Regions from separate parts of the Homo sapiens genome. Here all the other regions are linked to region 2. A link is a loop called in an ENCODE intact Hi-C map of the cell type or tissue named here. Cell type or tissue: mammary epithelial cell. All regions are shown on one strand.

Region 1 (5,000 bases), 220 kb before region 2:
CAGCCTGGGTGATGGAGTGACAGACTGTCTCAAAAAAAAAAGAAAAAAAAAGAAAAAAGAAAGGTATTCTGTACCCTTTTTTTAATGGGGTGAAGAAAAAGGAAGAAGAAGAAGGTGATTTGGGAGAGACAATTACCTCCTGATAGAGGGACACAGCCCTGAGAAGTGGCCCCAGGACCTTTATCCCAGGGAGAGGGCAGTGGTGCCATGGGCCTCCACCCCAAGGCTACAATGGGGTCCTTAGAAGCTCCAAGGGTCTGTGCCAGGTCTCAGCTGAAGAAAGTAGGTGAGGCCCATCCCTTAGAGAAGGAGAAGGTCTAGGATGCCTGCTGAAGGCTTCTGAGCAGCTGGTGATGTCAAGAAAGCAGGGTTTCCTTTAACTCCACCTTGAGCACTTGACCATCAGGCCCTCTGATTAGTCACCTCCATCAGCTTGCTCTTCCCTCTGCTCTGCATACAATCTGCTCCTCTTCATCTTTCAGGCTCAGCTTATATGTCACTTCCTTAGAGAAAGCTGGAAAGTAAACAGCAACAGTGGTATTCAAAGCGGGCCACCACCACCTCCCATGATTCCCTATTTGGGTGCCCTGTTTGTTTCCTTATTTGACGTGCTTGTCTTCTTGGTCTGTCTTCTCCATGAGACTGTAGCTCCCTGAGTGGCATGATGCATCTCTATTTTACAGTCCAGTCTCCTGTATCCAGCACCTATTTGGCCTTCAATATAAACTTGTTTGATTAAATAAATGGATAAGTGATTCAGCCTTGGGATGTCATTCCTAATCCTCACTGACTTTTTCCACCTTATCCGTTCCTCCTCCACCCTCCTCTGTAGATAAGCATTGAAAGAATGTTGGTATTTCCTTCACAGAGGAATTACTCATCCTAGGGAAATGGAATAACCACTTCTCTTCTGAGGTAATGAAAAGAAACGGGTTTTTAGATGGATGGACCTGGGTGCAAATCCTGCCCAGCCATGGTTTATGCATAATACTTGGTCATTTTACTTAATCCTTCTGGTCTTTTACTCAAAGGGCATCATAGCACGTTTCTTCCAGGATTGTTATGATGTTTGAATGAGAAGATATATGTAAATATGCTTAACATGGAGCCTATTACAATAGGGGTTCAATACATTATAGCTGCTGTTATTAGTATGGATGTTATTTGTCTTGCAATGCAACCAAATTGGGCTTCAGGCCCCTTGTTTTGGCTGTTATATTTAGCAGGAAAAATTCACAGAAGTGTTAAGAGGGAAGAATAATTCAGTTCTCAAGAAGAGAAAGCTGTTTTTTTCCTTCTCCTTGAATCAGAAAATCTGTTCTTCATGGTGATAGTTGTGTGAATATCACAATAATATCTGAGTTTATCTTTCCTAGAGTTGGCAAATAAATTGGACCCGAGAATGATGTGTGGAATTCAGCCTTCACATTGTTTATGCTGTTTCTCATTTGAAAACAGATGTGTCATGGGGATTCATAGCATCTGCTCTTTCTTCTGTGTTTATTTTCTCATACATCTCTTCTGTCTCTGACACTAAAATGTAAAGTCCCAGAAGGCAAGGATCTTTGTATCTTCAGTATACCTAATATGACACTTGGCCAATGAGGGTAAGGGGAGGCATTCAGTAGATATATGTTTTTGATGACAGTACTTTACATGTTTTCAAGTTACCTTGTCCTAATTAAATAGAAGGGCCCAGGGGAAAAGAAGATAATAGTATAATGCATATATTTGTTCTATCTAATAACAGTTTAACAGAGATCCAATAACTCAATCTAGAAAAAATCAAAGCAGATTTGCCAGACTTATATGATAATGTGGTTTTGTTCTTTATTAAAAAATAAATTTTTATGATAATGTTTGTCCAATATCACAGTGATTTATTTTATTTATTTATTTATGTATTTATTTATTTATTTATTTATTTATTTTTGAGACAGAGTCTTGCTCAGTCCCCCAGGCTGGAGTACAGTGGTGCGATCTCGGCTCACTGCAAACTCCGCCTCCCAGGTTCAAGAGATTCTTCCGCCTCGGCCTCCCAACTAGCTGGGATTACAGGCACCTGCCACCATACTTGGCTAATTTTTGTATTTTTAGTAGAGATGGGGTTTCACCACGTTGGCCAGGCTGGTATCGAACTCCTGACCTCAGGTGATCCGCCTGCCTTGGCCTCCCAAAGTGCTGGGATTACAGGCATGAGCCACTGTGCTCAGCCTCAATATCATAGTAATTTAAAAAATTTAAGGCTACTTTTAACACAGAATAGCTAGTAATTTTTTTTTAACTTTAACAGAACCAGAAGGTTACTCTGCACCAGGGAAAATGCATTTCCTCTCTCTCTTTCTACCTGTACCTCCCACTTCTGCATTCCACTGCATTATTGGTCAAAGAAAAGCCAAATCTTTATATGGAATTTTTAACTCATTTCCCAGTTATGCTTAGAATTCAAGATAGATAAACCTAGAGGCAATACAATTCCCAAGTACGGTAAAAATAAAACAGAAGTACAGACAGCTATTAGTAAACACGTCTTCATCATGAGCTCAATTTCTTACCAAATGAAAATTTCCTCAATCACAGTGGTGAAAGTACTCAGCAATGGAGGCCTCACATTCCACACCAAAATGAAAGAGACGGAATGCTTGTTTTTGTGGCGAAAAAAATCCCAACACTATTAGTCACTTTTCTAACCAGATGGATAGAATGTTCCATGGTCTATAGATAATGATGACGACCATGAGTTGGTGAGTGACCTGTGAGATGAGTCAACTGGCGAAGCAGTTGTTTTGACTACACCAAACCTAGGGAACTCAGATGGAAGTGGGTTTGGTATTTTTCTGTCAGAGCTGCCACTTTTGGTGTTGGGAGGGTTCAGGAAGAGGAAACTGAGAATAAGTGATTAGATAGATTTGTGGCCATGTCTGGGGAAGACAGGGCAAGGCTGATGCTGTTGGGTGGGAGGTGAGGAAGGACTGGGGCTGGCTTGCACACTCTTGTGTCTGCGTTAACCGTTGCTCTTCTTTTCTGACTGTAAAACACAAGTGAAAGTGTAGGGAAAATGTGTAAGTAAAAGCTATGAAAGATGGCTACTTATGGTTTATGATCCCCAAAAGGAAAGGGAGAAGAGATACAGGAACTTTGCAGGAGAGAATATGACTGTTTTTATTAAACTGCAAAGGAGAATTTAGAAACAAGAAGAATTTGGCAATTGTCGTAGGTATCAGTTATTATTTGTTTAAAGAATTGCCAAAAGAATGTTTAGAAGACATAGTTTCATACAAGAAGGAATTCCTAAGAAGCAGACGTTTTAAATACTGATGAGTTTAAGAAAAGTTGGTCTGTGATGAAAGGCCTATAAGATATTGTTTACTACGTATAAATACTAGCCAGGAGCGGTGGCTCACGCCTGTAATCCCAGCACTTTGGGAGGCCGAGGCGGGTGGATCACTTGAGGTTAGGAGTTCAAGAACATTCTAGCCAACATGGTGAAATTCTGTCTCTACTAAAAATACAAAAATTAGCCAGGCGTGGTGGCACACACCTGTAACCCCAGCTACTTGGGAGGCTGAGGCAGAAGGATCACTTGAACCCAGGGGTTGGATGTTGCAGTGAGCCAAGATGACTCTATTGCACGCCGGCCTGGATGACAGAGCAAGACTCTGTCTCAAAAAAAATAAAATAAAATAAAATAAAATAAAATAAAATAAAATAAAAAATACAGACAGTTCCCAACTTACAAAATGGTGATGCTTTAAAACACTCTTTGTAAGTAGACTGTTTAAAACTTGGAGTCTACTTCTTTATTCATTCATGTTTATCTTTTTATTCAAAAAGGTTATTTATATAAGAAAGGCACAAGATCAGCTTTTCAGTTTCCAATGTATAAAAATAATTCTACTATTTGGTAAAAATGACATAAGTATTTAAAAAAACTACAGTAAGATAAAAGATGAGAATTTCAGAGAGTGAGTGCTCATTGTCCATTAAAAAAAAAATGGTCTTATTTCCAGTTTGACTTACTGGCTCCTAAATTTTGGGCCAAAGCACTATTCTTACACAACTTGAGAATTTGCTGAGTAATTTATTTAACACTGCCCTAACAGGAAAATACAGCGTGGCTTTTATAAGTTTCCTTTTTAGTGCCTTATAATGAAGTAATCTTTGTAACTTTTTTCCCCCTGAGATTACTTGCATATCTTTCAGGGATTTTTGAGACTTCCTTTTATATTTTTAGGAAATATCAGTTGTATCAGTTGTAGGAAAAGAAATTACCCTGTAAGTATTGGTTATATACAACCTTTCATAACCAATGTTGATAAGTAAAACAAGTTCAGCTAGTTTTTTTGTTTATACCATGTTGCTTAAAAGTCATTTTCCTCTGGCTGCTTTTTGATGACATTCATTCATTCAACAAATATTTATTGAGTAATTACTATGCACCAATGTTTTTCTAGGCTCTGGGGATGCAGCATTGAACAAAACACCATGATCCTTGCCCAAAGGAATTGAAAATTCGAATGCAGGAGCTAAATAATTATTAGTAAATATTAATAAACACAGGATAATTAGGATAATCTCAGAGGATGCTATAAAACAGTATAAATGCTATGAAGAAAAGAGAATGGGGGAGGTGATATGACAAGAGAGATCAAGCAGGTGCATTCACCTATAGTGTTGTGTAACTGTGATTCTCTATGACTTTTTCATGACCATGTTAATGTCATCACACTCGGGTTTTCCCTGCCTCTGTAGTCATTTAATGAATATTATAACTCTTCTACTCTTGTGATTCTCTCCCCTCTTACTCATATTATTTACAGTTTATATTCTTTTTCAGCCATCTCCACCATAAAAATGATGGGCAAAGGAAGAAAGCTTAGGAATATTGAGGTGAAGATCATCTGTATGTTCAATTTTTCTTTGGTTAGTCCCTTGAGGCAAGTGTTATTTGATAGAAAGAGTGTAGAACATGACAGCAGAAAAAAGGGCTTTGAATCTTT
Region 2 (5,000 bases):
CACTTGGTAAGAATTCAGTTAATAAGAGCAATTACTGTGAATTACCTACAAATTCAGAATTGGCCTATCTAGACACAGTAAGCAGCTGGAGTTTACTTTTGTATTACAAAGGGAAGGAATCATGTCAGAAAAGAGTATAAATGGTCTCAGGGCAGTGGCTCACACCTGTAATCCCAGCACTTTGGAAGGCCAAGGCAGGTGGATCACTTGAGGTCAGAAGTTCGAGACCAGCCTGACCAACATGATGAAACCCCGTCTCTACTAAAAAAATAATAATAATACAAAAATTAGCTGAGTGTGGTGGCAGGCGCCTGTAGTCCCCGCTACTCGGGAGGCTGAGGCACGAGAATCACCTGAGTCTGGGAGGCAGACATTGCAGTGAGCCGAGATAGTGCCACTGCACTCCAGACTGGGTGACACAGTGAGACTCCATCTCAAAAAAAAAAAAAAAAAAGAAAAAGAAAAAGAAAAAAGTATAAATGGTAGTCTTAGAAAAAATTCTAATCTACCTAAAAGATAAGCTATTGTTACATAGATATAACCAACTCCATGTATTGAATTTACACAAAAATAATGATTGCGATGAAAACAAAGGTTAACATTGCTTTGATTTGCAAATTATTCTATTTGTGACAAAGACTTCTACCTAACCTATTATTTGTGAAGTTATTTCAGTATTTGAAATAGAGATTAAAAATATTGTATTTTCTTGGCACGATTGAAGTTTGGAGGGGTTGAAAGTGAATTTACTTTGAGGCATTAGGTTCTTTGGTATGGGCAACTATGATTCAATTTATTAGAAGGATATTGGTGACCACAACACACCAAATCAATGGAAGTCTGAAGGAGCAGTTCCAGAAGTAGAATAGGAACAAGGAAAGAGACTTTTGGCAGGAACAGTTTCTTCCCTCCTTGTATCTGGGTTGAAAGTCCAGTTGACCAGGCTTAGATCTTAGAAGGCCTTCCCTCCAGATCCTTTCAACAGAAAGAATCTGTCCAGAGGCTACTCTTTACTTTCATTGAGGAAGAACAGATTATCTGAATTTTCTGATCTACTAGAACTCTCCACAATGGGGGAAAAGCAAATCCTCCAAAGGAAATGGAAGATGTTGATAGGAAGTGGAGATGGATGTTGGGTGACCAATATTAACAAAGGTCCCTACGGACAGACTTGTTTCCATATTTGACTCTGCCACTTGCTATACAAATTACTCCACTTTCCCAAGTCTATTGTAAAATGAAGGTAATGGTAAACCCAACTCCACAGGATTGCTATGAAATATAAATATAGCAATGTTTATAAAGTGCCCAGCATAATAACTGTCACATAAGTATGTCTATTAAGTTTCAGTAAATCAAACTTTCCTTTCTTATTTCAGTGATGCCTGTGTTAGGCTTTTCTATATTAGCTCCATGTATATTTACTTATATATTTCTTACATTCATGTGTATTAGTATTTTATTATCAAAGTATGTACTTCCAGAGAAAAAAGATCATGCCTCACTTTAACCAGTGCCATTTGCTTTTGATGATGACAGTGACAATAACAATAATAACAGGGAGGCATTGTCCTAGTAATTAGTTTTAAGTACTTTTTGAGACTTTAAAAATAATCTACATAATATGGTATTTATACACATAGTCAATGGTTATAGTTATGTTTAGCATATAGGTATCCATTTTCTTTTTCATGGTCACGCTGAGGGACCCTGATGACACATAGACCATATTGCCCTTACAAGGCTCTTAATGACAGAATGGTTGGCATAGCCTTACTTTCCTAAATAGTTTGCTGATTCACTTGTTCCATTTTTAGACATCAGCAGATCGGCATTGGTGACATCTGCTAATTATTTGGTTTGACTCGTGACTGGCATGAGACTTCCATCTGCATCAATCAGTAAGACATGATTAGTGTGAGGTTAATACCACCCAATCCATGACCAATTTGTTGTAATGAGAAGCCTTGTTTATTTATCGGTTTTCCCCAGAGGTAATCATTTGTTGGAAACATAGCTGCCAAAAGTCACATTGTCTTCGTATTAATAGCTTATCAACTCTCAAATTGCATTGACCTACCCAATTACATATTTAAGACCTTCTGCACCTCTCTTACGGTTTCCACCTCTCATTTCTACCTGGAAACAGTCTTGGAAGACAGCTGAAGACTGTGCTTCTATGGTTCGTCCTTCCTTGTTTCCCTAGTACAATATTTTGAGACATCCCCTCAAATGGCCCTCTTCTTTCTAAACCATCATCATGTGACAGTCACAGCTTCATTAAGACATGTTAGTTACGCTTCCTGGTTTAATTCAGAGTGAATTAAATCATACTCAATAAACTCACCAAGAGTTTTGTTGGTTTCTTGTGTAATGCTTGGGTAAGATTAGAAAGGCAATGACCTCCAATCATGGTAGTAGCTAATTCCTTGTTTAATACTTTAGGTCAAAGTGAGTGCACATTTCACCATTTTGTGGTCTACCAGAGCAAACACAGAAGAATGCTTTCTGCCCCCTGGTGCTCATTGTCTGCTACTGCAGCAGATGAGTCAGCTGAGATATGTTCCAGACAGAAGCAGAAGGAATTGTGTCTCTACTGCTTATAGCACATGAGCAAAGCCACAACTTTTCAGTGCGTCACATGTCAGATACCTCCTAAATATGCAAGTGTCAGGGAAATGAATGAAGAGGATCTCTCAATTCTGTAACAGGAAGCACCACTGGGGAGAATGGCAGAGGCTCTGGGCTCTGGCTCTTGTTGCTTCATTAGCCTCTCATCTGGGAGCCCTCTGGGGTGCTGGCTGGTCCACCCTGGCCATGTCTGGGTCTCTTGATTATGCCAGGTTATTCCCTGACTCAACACACTGACATGTGCTTCTCTCTCTGCCTAAAAACTTCCTCACCCCCTTCATCTCCTAAATCGTATCTCTCCTTCAGAATGTAGCTGAAGGGCCACCTTCACAGGAAAGTCTCAATCAGGACTTCCTTAAATCTTCTCATACCACCTGATTCTTCTCCTTCAAGGCACCCATTACGATTGTAATTGAATAACTAAATTGTTTAATGAATGTACAATCTGCTAAAATGTAAGCCCCTCTAAGGTCTTATTTACATTTGCATTTCCCATAGGTGTACAACATAATTTTTAAATGAATGAATGAATTCTGAAGCGAAAACATAACATTCTTAAATTTGACAGCCCTTTTGTTTGCAGATAAACCAAAGCCAGGCTTATCCTGGAGTATAATTTCAAAGATAACCAGGGGAAGAAGAGAGGAGAAGATAGGGAAGGGGTGGGACTGAATTGGGTCAAGGTTCTCTTCATTCTGTCTCACCAAGGAATAGTTGTACGCTAATGTAATTAAATGCCAAAACTAGCTTGCAGAAACTTTTCTCTTTTCTCAAAGTTCTCTAAGTTTACAAAGAGTAAGCATGCTTTTCAAATCCTACTTATTTTTTATCCTTTGCCTATAGTATGGATCCACCCTCCAAGACTCTGAAAGTTTTTAATTGTAGTATCTGTGCATGGAACATAAGCTTAATTACTAAGGCAATGCCCATTGCTTTGTAGGGCCACGAACAATGCTTTTCATTACTGGGCATAAAGTACTCTGTTGTTATTTTCTCTATAGCCTTATATTGGAATAAGCAATAATTGTAGTTTATTCTTTACAGATGGAGGCAATAAGCACAGACAGATCTGGAACCCTTGCCTACTGTGACATACAGCCGCAGTAGCAGGCAAGCCTGGGTCAGCTCCAGAGCGGCAATGGAGGGAAATTCCCAGGACTCTGGGTGTCTTGGAAGTTTCCAAGGCCTGCAACTGATCACAGATCCTGGTTTTCCTCCCATTGGCTAAAAAGATAATAAATACAAGTTACAGCTTGACTACTGTCTGAAAAAATCTTGTAATGGTTAATGGAAGAAAGAAGAGAAAGTCCAGATGTTTGTTTTTTTTCCCTGCTTAGTGTGAGTTGAATGCTAACTTGAGACTAGGTCTAAAGTAGATCAGAAAATGCTTTCTCTTTATAAGTCAATTCATACCAGAAAAAATATAGGACACAGACAATGCCCAATAGTTACACTGGGACATGGAAATGGAGAGGAAGGGGAGTAACACTTGTGGGGTTGATATTATCATTTCATCATCTATCTGAAATATCGCACAAGGGAGGGAAAACTGAAACAGTAAAAGCCACATACAGATTCCACTGTTTTTAACATTACATTTGTTTCTCATTCATTTAACTTTCAATAAATATTTATTGAAAACTCGCAATATACTAAGCTTTGAAAACACAACAAAGAATAAAATGAAGCCCTTGGTCTTTTGGACTTTACTTTTCATGGGCAGGGTACAGATAGAGAACAAGGCGGAATAATGTTCAAGTAAATAAGCCAGGTAATTTCAAACACTAATAAGCGTTACAATCATGATAAAGCAGGGCGATGTGATTGAGAGTGGCTGGAGGTGAGGGTTTGTTTTAGATCTGTGCTGTCCAATACAGTTGCCACTAGCCATATGTGCCTCCTGAGTATTTGAAATGTGTCCAGTCCATGTTGAGATGTGCTGTAAGAGATGAACTGAATTTCAAAAACTTAGTATGAGAAAAAGAATAGAAAATTATCTCATTAACATTTTTATACTAATCGTTGAAAATATCTTAGATATACTGGATTAAATAAAAATATCATGAAGAAGGATTTAACCTCTTTTTATGTGCTTTCACTGTGGCTACTTGAGCATCTAAAATTGCACTCACACTTGTTCTTTACCTTTTTGTACTGAGCAGCACTATGGATGGATAGTGTCGTCAGGGTGGGCCACCCAGCCTCTTAAGAAGATGATAATACACTTAGGAGGAACTGGGCATGCAAAGGTCTCAGGGCAGAGTAGTGCAGGCAAGGAGAACAGCAATTGCGAAGAACCTGAGGTGGGAACCAGCTTGGTGAGTTGGAAAAGAAAGAAAGCCAGTATGCCTGGAGAGAAGGCCAGGAGA
Region 3 (5,000 bases), 350 kb before region 2:
AGAGACCATTAACTTGTGCTAAAGGTCAGTATTTTTTTTAAGGGATAAAAAGATAAAATTTGCTGGGAAACAAATGTTAGGAACAACTGACTGGTATTGGCTGAGAGGACGGAGTTGCTGAAGAGTTTGCCTTCCAAGGTGGACTGTCCCACTTCACCAGTAATTTTCTTGTGAAAAGTGTTGACTAAAACCAAACCAAACAAAAATAAGTTTTTAAAGAATTAAAGTGAGTTTTCTTTAGAAGTCTTATTGCAGGCTGTAGACTGATGACTACAGTCTGGAAGTAGTTTGTAGAGAGGTTTCGTTAGTAACCTGTTTTGGCTAATATTTTAATCTATTTATATACAGGTGGTGGAGGTTTAGTATGTATAAAATTGTATTAGATTTGTTTAGAAGTTATATTAAAGTAGAATTATATTAAGGTTTGAACGTAAGAGTATATTTGGGCTGCGCCTCGTGGCTCATGCCTGTAATCCCAACACTTTAGGAGGCCTGTCTCTACAAAAAATAAAATAATTAGCTGGGCATGGTGGTGCACACCTGTAGTCCCAACTGCTTGGGAGGCTGAGGTAGGAGGACCTCCTGAGCCTGGGAGATTAAGGCTGCAGTAAGCCGTGATTGCCACTGCACTCCAGCGTGGGTGACAGAGCACAGAGCAAGACCTTGTCTAAAAACAAAATACAATATTTTTTTTTTTTTTTTTTTTTGAGACGGAGTCTCGCTGAGTGCAGTGGCGCGATCTCGGCTCACTGCAAGCTCCGCCTCCCGGGTTCAAGCCATTCTCCTGCCTCAGCCTCCAGATTAGCTGGGACTACAGGCTGGGACACGATGCCCGGCTAATTTTTTTGTATTTTTTAGTAGAGACGGGGCTTCCCCGTGTTAGCCAGGATGGTCTCAATCTCCTGACCTTGTGATCCGCCCGCCTCAGCCTCCCAAAGTGCTGAGATTACAGGCGTGAGCCACTGTGCCTGGCCTAAAAACACAAATTTTTAAAAAAGAGTATATTTAGTTATCTGGTTATAGGTTATAGAAGTATAATTATTAATTTTGTTAGACATTATTTTGTGTGTAGAAAAAGACAAGGACTAGGGCTTTTTATTTTTTAAGGAATATAGTGATTTAGGTAAAGAGAGGTTGGGGGCATTTGGGAGTTGTATGTCTTATTTTGTTTTGTCTCTACAGTATTTTCTTGGAGAAGTCTTTTTTTGTTTTGTTTTTTGAGACGGAGTGTCACAGTGGTACCATCTTGGCTCACTGCTACCCCCACCTTCTGGGTTCAAGCAATTTTCTAGCCTCAGCCTCCCAAGTAGCTGGGACTTCAGGCACATGTCACCATGCCCAGCTAATTTTTGTGTTTTTGGTAGAGATGGGGTTTCACCATGTTGGCCAGACTGGTCTCAAATTTGTGACCTCAAATGATCCACCTGCCTCGGGCTCCCAGATAGCTGGGATTACAGGCATGAGCCACCACTCCCAGCCTTGGAGAATTATATGTTATAGAGTCAGGAGTTTTGTAAAATTATGTTGGCAAGTAGAAATGAATAAATATAATTTTTTTATGTTTGTTATTTTGTCCTATAAATTTTTTTGTTATAAATTAATTGTCTGGTTGTATTTATAAGATTAATGATTGTTTATATAGATAAGAAGGCTTTTTTTTTTTTTTTAAGGAAGATTGGTAATTTTGAGTTGTAGGAGTAAGGAATGAGTATTGGGCCTAGTGTGTATATTTGTCTATTTATTGGAAAATACGTTTTGGATTGTATTTATTTTTTATTTACTGTGATTTGGTTTTTTATATTTAATATAATATTTTAATAAGACTACTATAAGGATAGTATAGGTTGTGTATAATAGTATATATTTAATAGTATTAAAGTGAGTTGTAGATTGGAAAATGTGATAATGACTTAATAAAGTTAGAATATCAATTTGTACATTTTAAGATGAATTGTGTGTTTTTGTATTTACATGTATTAGAGTTTTTTTATGGAAAGTAATTTTGTACTATGCAAGAGACATAGGGGACCCTGTGCTCTATTTTGTTTTGTTGTTAAAGTATCTTTTGGAGAGCTGTATGTTGTCACAGAGTCAGGAGCTTTGTGAAGTTACTTTGTTGGCAAGCAGAAATGAGTAAACATAGCTTTTCATGTTTGTTATTTTGTCTTACACAAAGATGCCATCTCCTTACCTAACCTAAGATGTGACTCTAATAGATAAAATGATAAGGAACATAAACTAAGACAAGAGATCTCTTGGGATGTCTTCAGATCATGAGGGCTAAACATGACTCAGACCGGAAGGTTAGTGTTTACCAAGACCCTTCTTACAGCTGGGGAAAATGAAGGCAAATTAAGTTTAGCCTAAGCTAAAACAGGAGCAACTTGGTTATGGTAAAAAGAGATATTGCCCTATGGGAAGGGCTACTACAAGAATTCTTTCCATACTTAAACTTCAGTAGCAATCTGACAAGTTTTTAAGTGGAGTCTGAATGTAAAACATTCAGAGAGAACCCTTGGTCAGTAGCAGGATAGAGGTTGCAATAAACACAGAGAACTAGTGGCATTTCAAGGAACAGTGAGGAGACAGGTCTGGTTGAAGCAGAAGCTCTTTTGTGAGATCAGTAGAAAATACGCCTGGAGAAAAAGCCTGTTTAAAACTAAACATCTTTTCCAAGGGTAAAACATAAAATCCTTGAAATTAGGCTTTCTAATGGGCAAAGAGATGTCTTCAACCATTTTATGATGAGAAATACATTGGTTCATCCTCAGAGGTCTCTGAACAAAAAGGGGAACACATGTGAAGGTAGTCATGAGGGAGCCTCTGTGAATCATAAGGAGAACTGATTGCAAAACCAGAAGCCAGCAGAAACAAAACAATTCATAAAATTACAGAGGCGGTATTCGGAAGTTCTAAATACTTTTTTTTCCATCTCAGAAATGCTTGGTATCCTAATAATATTTTCTTTGTGATACGTTTTCTATACTCTTAGTAATTTTCCCTGGTCTTGATCTCATCATTAAAGAGGATGAAACCAACACCAGGAAATGTCCATAAGCAGGAAACCACATTTTTATTCCATCACTCATAAAGCATCATTCATAATAATCAGTGTCAGTTTAGCTATAGCAACAGATGCTAACATACACATAGTAAGAGCCTACAAAGGCTCTTTTAAATGTCAGTTTAATTTAAACCTTAACCTCAGATTTTTTCCACAGATACAGTGAGAAACCACAAAGATCCTCCTGTCCTAATGCTCCCTCCATACTCTGCAATAAAAGTTCTTGTTTTGGAAATAGAGAAACCTGTCTGAATCAGCAGTCTTGGCTTGCTGTGTCCTCCATGACCACACCACATGTTCCATACCTTTAGCCTTCATAGGGGCTGGAAAAAACTCTGTCTCCCTTGTCTACCCATTTTCACTGTGGAGTTCGGCTGCACATTTCAGGTGGAAAGGAGGTAGTGTACTAAAATTGCAAAGTATTTCTTTTAATTGGCAATGAATTTAAACAATATTCATTGATTCTTCCACTATGAACAAGCTAGTGTTCCCTGGGGGATAAACAGATGAATAATTGGATAAGCCTTTACTACTCAGGAAGTGTATAGTCTAGAGGAGTGCAGTCCAATAGGAATAGAATATAAACCACAGACACAATGTAAATGTTCTAATGGACACATTAAGTGAAGTAAAAAGAAACATGAAATTAATTTCAAACATATACTTTATTTAACTCAATGTACCCCCAACATTATCATTCTAAATTGTACTTAATATAAAATTATTAATGAAATATTTTATATTCTCTTTTTTTTTCCATACTGTGTTTAAAATCTGGTATGTATTTTACATCTAAAGTACATCTCGATTCAGACTAGCCACAATTCAGGTGCTCAATAGTCACATGTAGCTGGTGGCTACCACATCAGACCCTATAGGTCTCATATGTAGCAGAGAAAAAGACATACAGAGGCTGAGGCGAGCGGATCACTTGAGCACAGGAGTTCAAGACCAGCCTGGGCGACACAGTGAGACCTCTGTCTCTACAAAAAATAAAAAAGTAGCTATGTGGCCTGGTGCAGTGGTTCATGCTTGTAATCCCAGCACTTTGGGAGGCTGAGGCGGGTGGATCACATGAGATCAAGAGTTCAAGACCAGCCTTACCAACATGGTGAAACCCCATCTCTACTAAAAAAATACAAAAATTAGCTGGGCGTGGTGGCAGGCACTTGTAATCCCACTACTCAGGAGGCTGAGGCAGGAGGATTGTTTGAACCCGTGAGGGGGAGGTTACAGTGAGCCGAGACCACGCCATTGCACTCCAGCCTGGGCAACAAGAGCAAAGCTCCTTCTCAAAAAAAAAAAAAAAAAAAAAAAATTAGCTATGCATGTTGGCATACATCTGTAGTCCTAGCTACTCAGGAGGCTGAGGTGGGAGGATTGTTTGAGCGCAGGAGTTCGAGGCTGCACTGAGCTATGATCTTGCCACTACACTCCAGCCTGAGTGACACAGCAAGACCCTGCCTCTAAAAAAAAAAGAAAAGAAAAGAAAAGAAAAGAAAAAGACTTGTTGGAGCCTACTCCCACTCTGTGGAGTGTACTTTTGTTTCAATAAATCTGTGATTTTCTGTCAAAAAAAAAAAACAAAGACAAATGACAGCAATACAAGCTCCATTTGGTTTGGGATGAGGAGGACATTTTCCATGGAAGAGATGGCACTTGAAATTAATGTTCCAAATAATGGTTGTGAGTTGAGCAAGCAGAGACAGAAAAAATGAAGAGTGTAGTTCACAGTGAAGGACCCGTAGAAGCAATAACTTAGGGGAGGAAAATGGCAGGGCGCTGCAGCTCTGTTCAATACATGGAGCTTCTCATTGTGCCTCAGATAATGACAGAACTTCTTAAGGAGGCCTGCGAAGTCCTAGCTAGTTTATTTTCTACTTTGCTGTTCAAACATATTCCCTATTTTCAGGCTCTCTGCTTGAGCCACAGAAGT

What was found. Hi-C counts contacts between places; a loop is a spot of excess contacts. Peaks named below come from ENCODE experiments on the same cell type or tissue, not always from the same donor. Only the 100,000 strongest peaks of a DNase experiment are listed, where the experiment ranks them.
Region 1: it touches region 2 in a loop (6-fold over the local background); 16 of 110 quality-filtered maps call a loop at or near these places.
Region 3: a loop joins it to region 2, with 8 times the contacts of the local background. A loop is called at or near these places in 5 of 110 quality-filtered maps.

What each region holds. Positions count from the first base shown.
Region 1 is chr6:134,420,254-134,425,253 of GRCh38, forward strand. No RefSeq gene overlaps it. Among named protein-coding and RNA genes, the nearest start is that of LINC01010, 15 kb to the right of the region's middle. In mammary epithelial cell, no CTCF peak of the experiment used is centred here; DNase peaks (open chromatin) are centred at 478, 648, 2,688 and 4,718; H3K27ac peaks cover 4,557 bases.
Region 2 is chr6:134,638,608-134,643,607 of GRCh38, forward strand. No RefSeq gene overlaps it. Among named protein-coding and RNA genes, the nearest start is that of LINC03002, 100 kb to the left of the region's middle. In mammary epithelial cell, a CTCF peak has its summit at 2,521 (motif pointing left); a DNase peak (open chromatin) is centred at 2,544; H3K27ac peaks cover 1,928 bases.
Region 3 is chr6:134,285,793-134,290,792 of GRCh38, forward strand. All of the region lies in intron 1 of SGK1 (serum/glucocorticoid regulated kinase 1), which reads right to left. Among named protein-coding and RNA genes, the nearest start is that of SGK1, 30 kb to the right of the region's middle. In mammary epithelial cell, no CTCF peak of the experiment used is centred here; a DNase peak (open chromatin) is centred at 3,069; H3K27ac peaks cover 3,367 bases.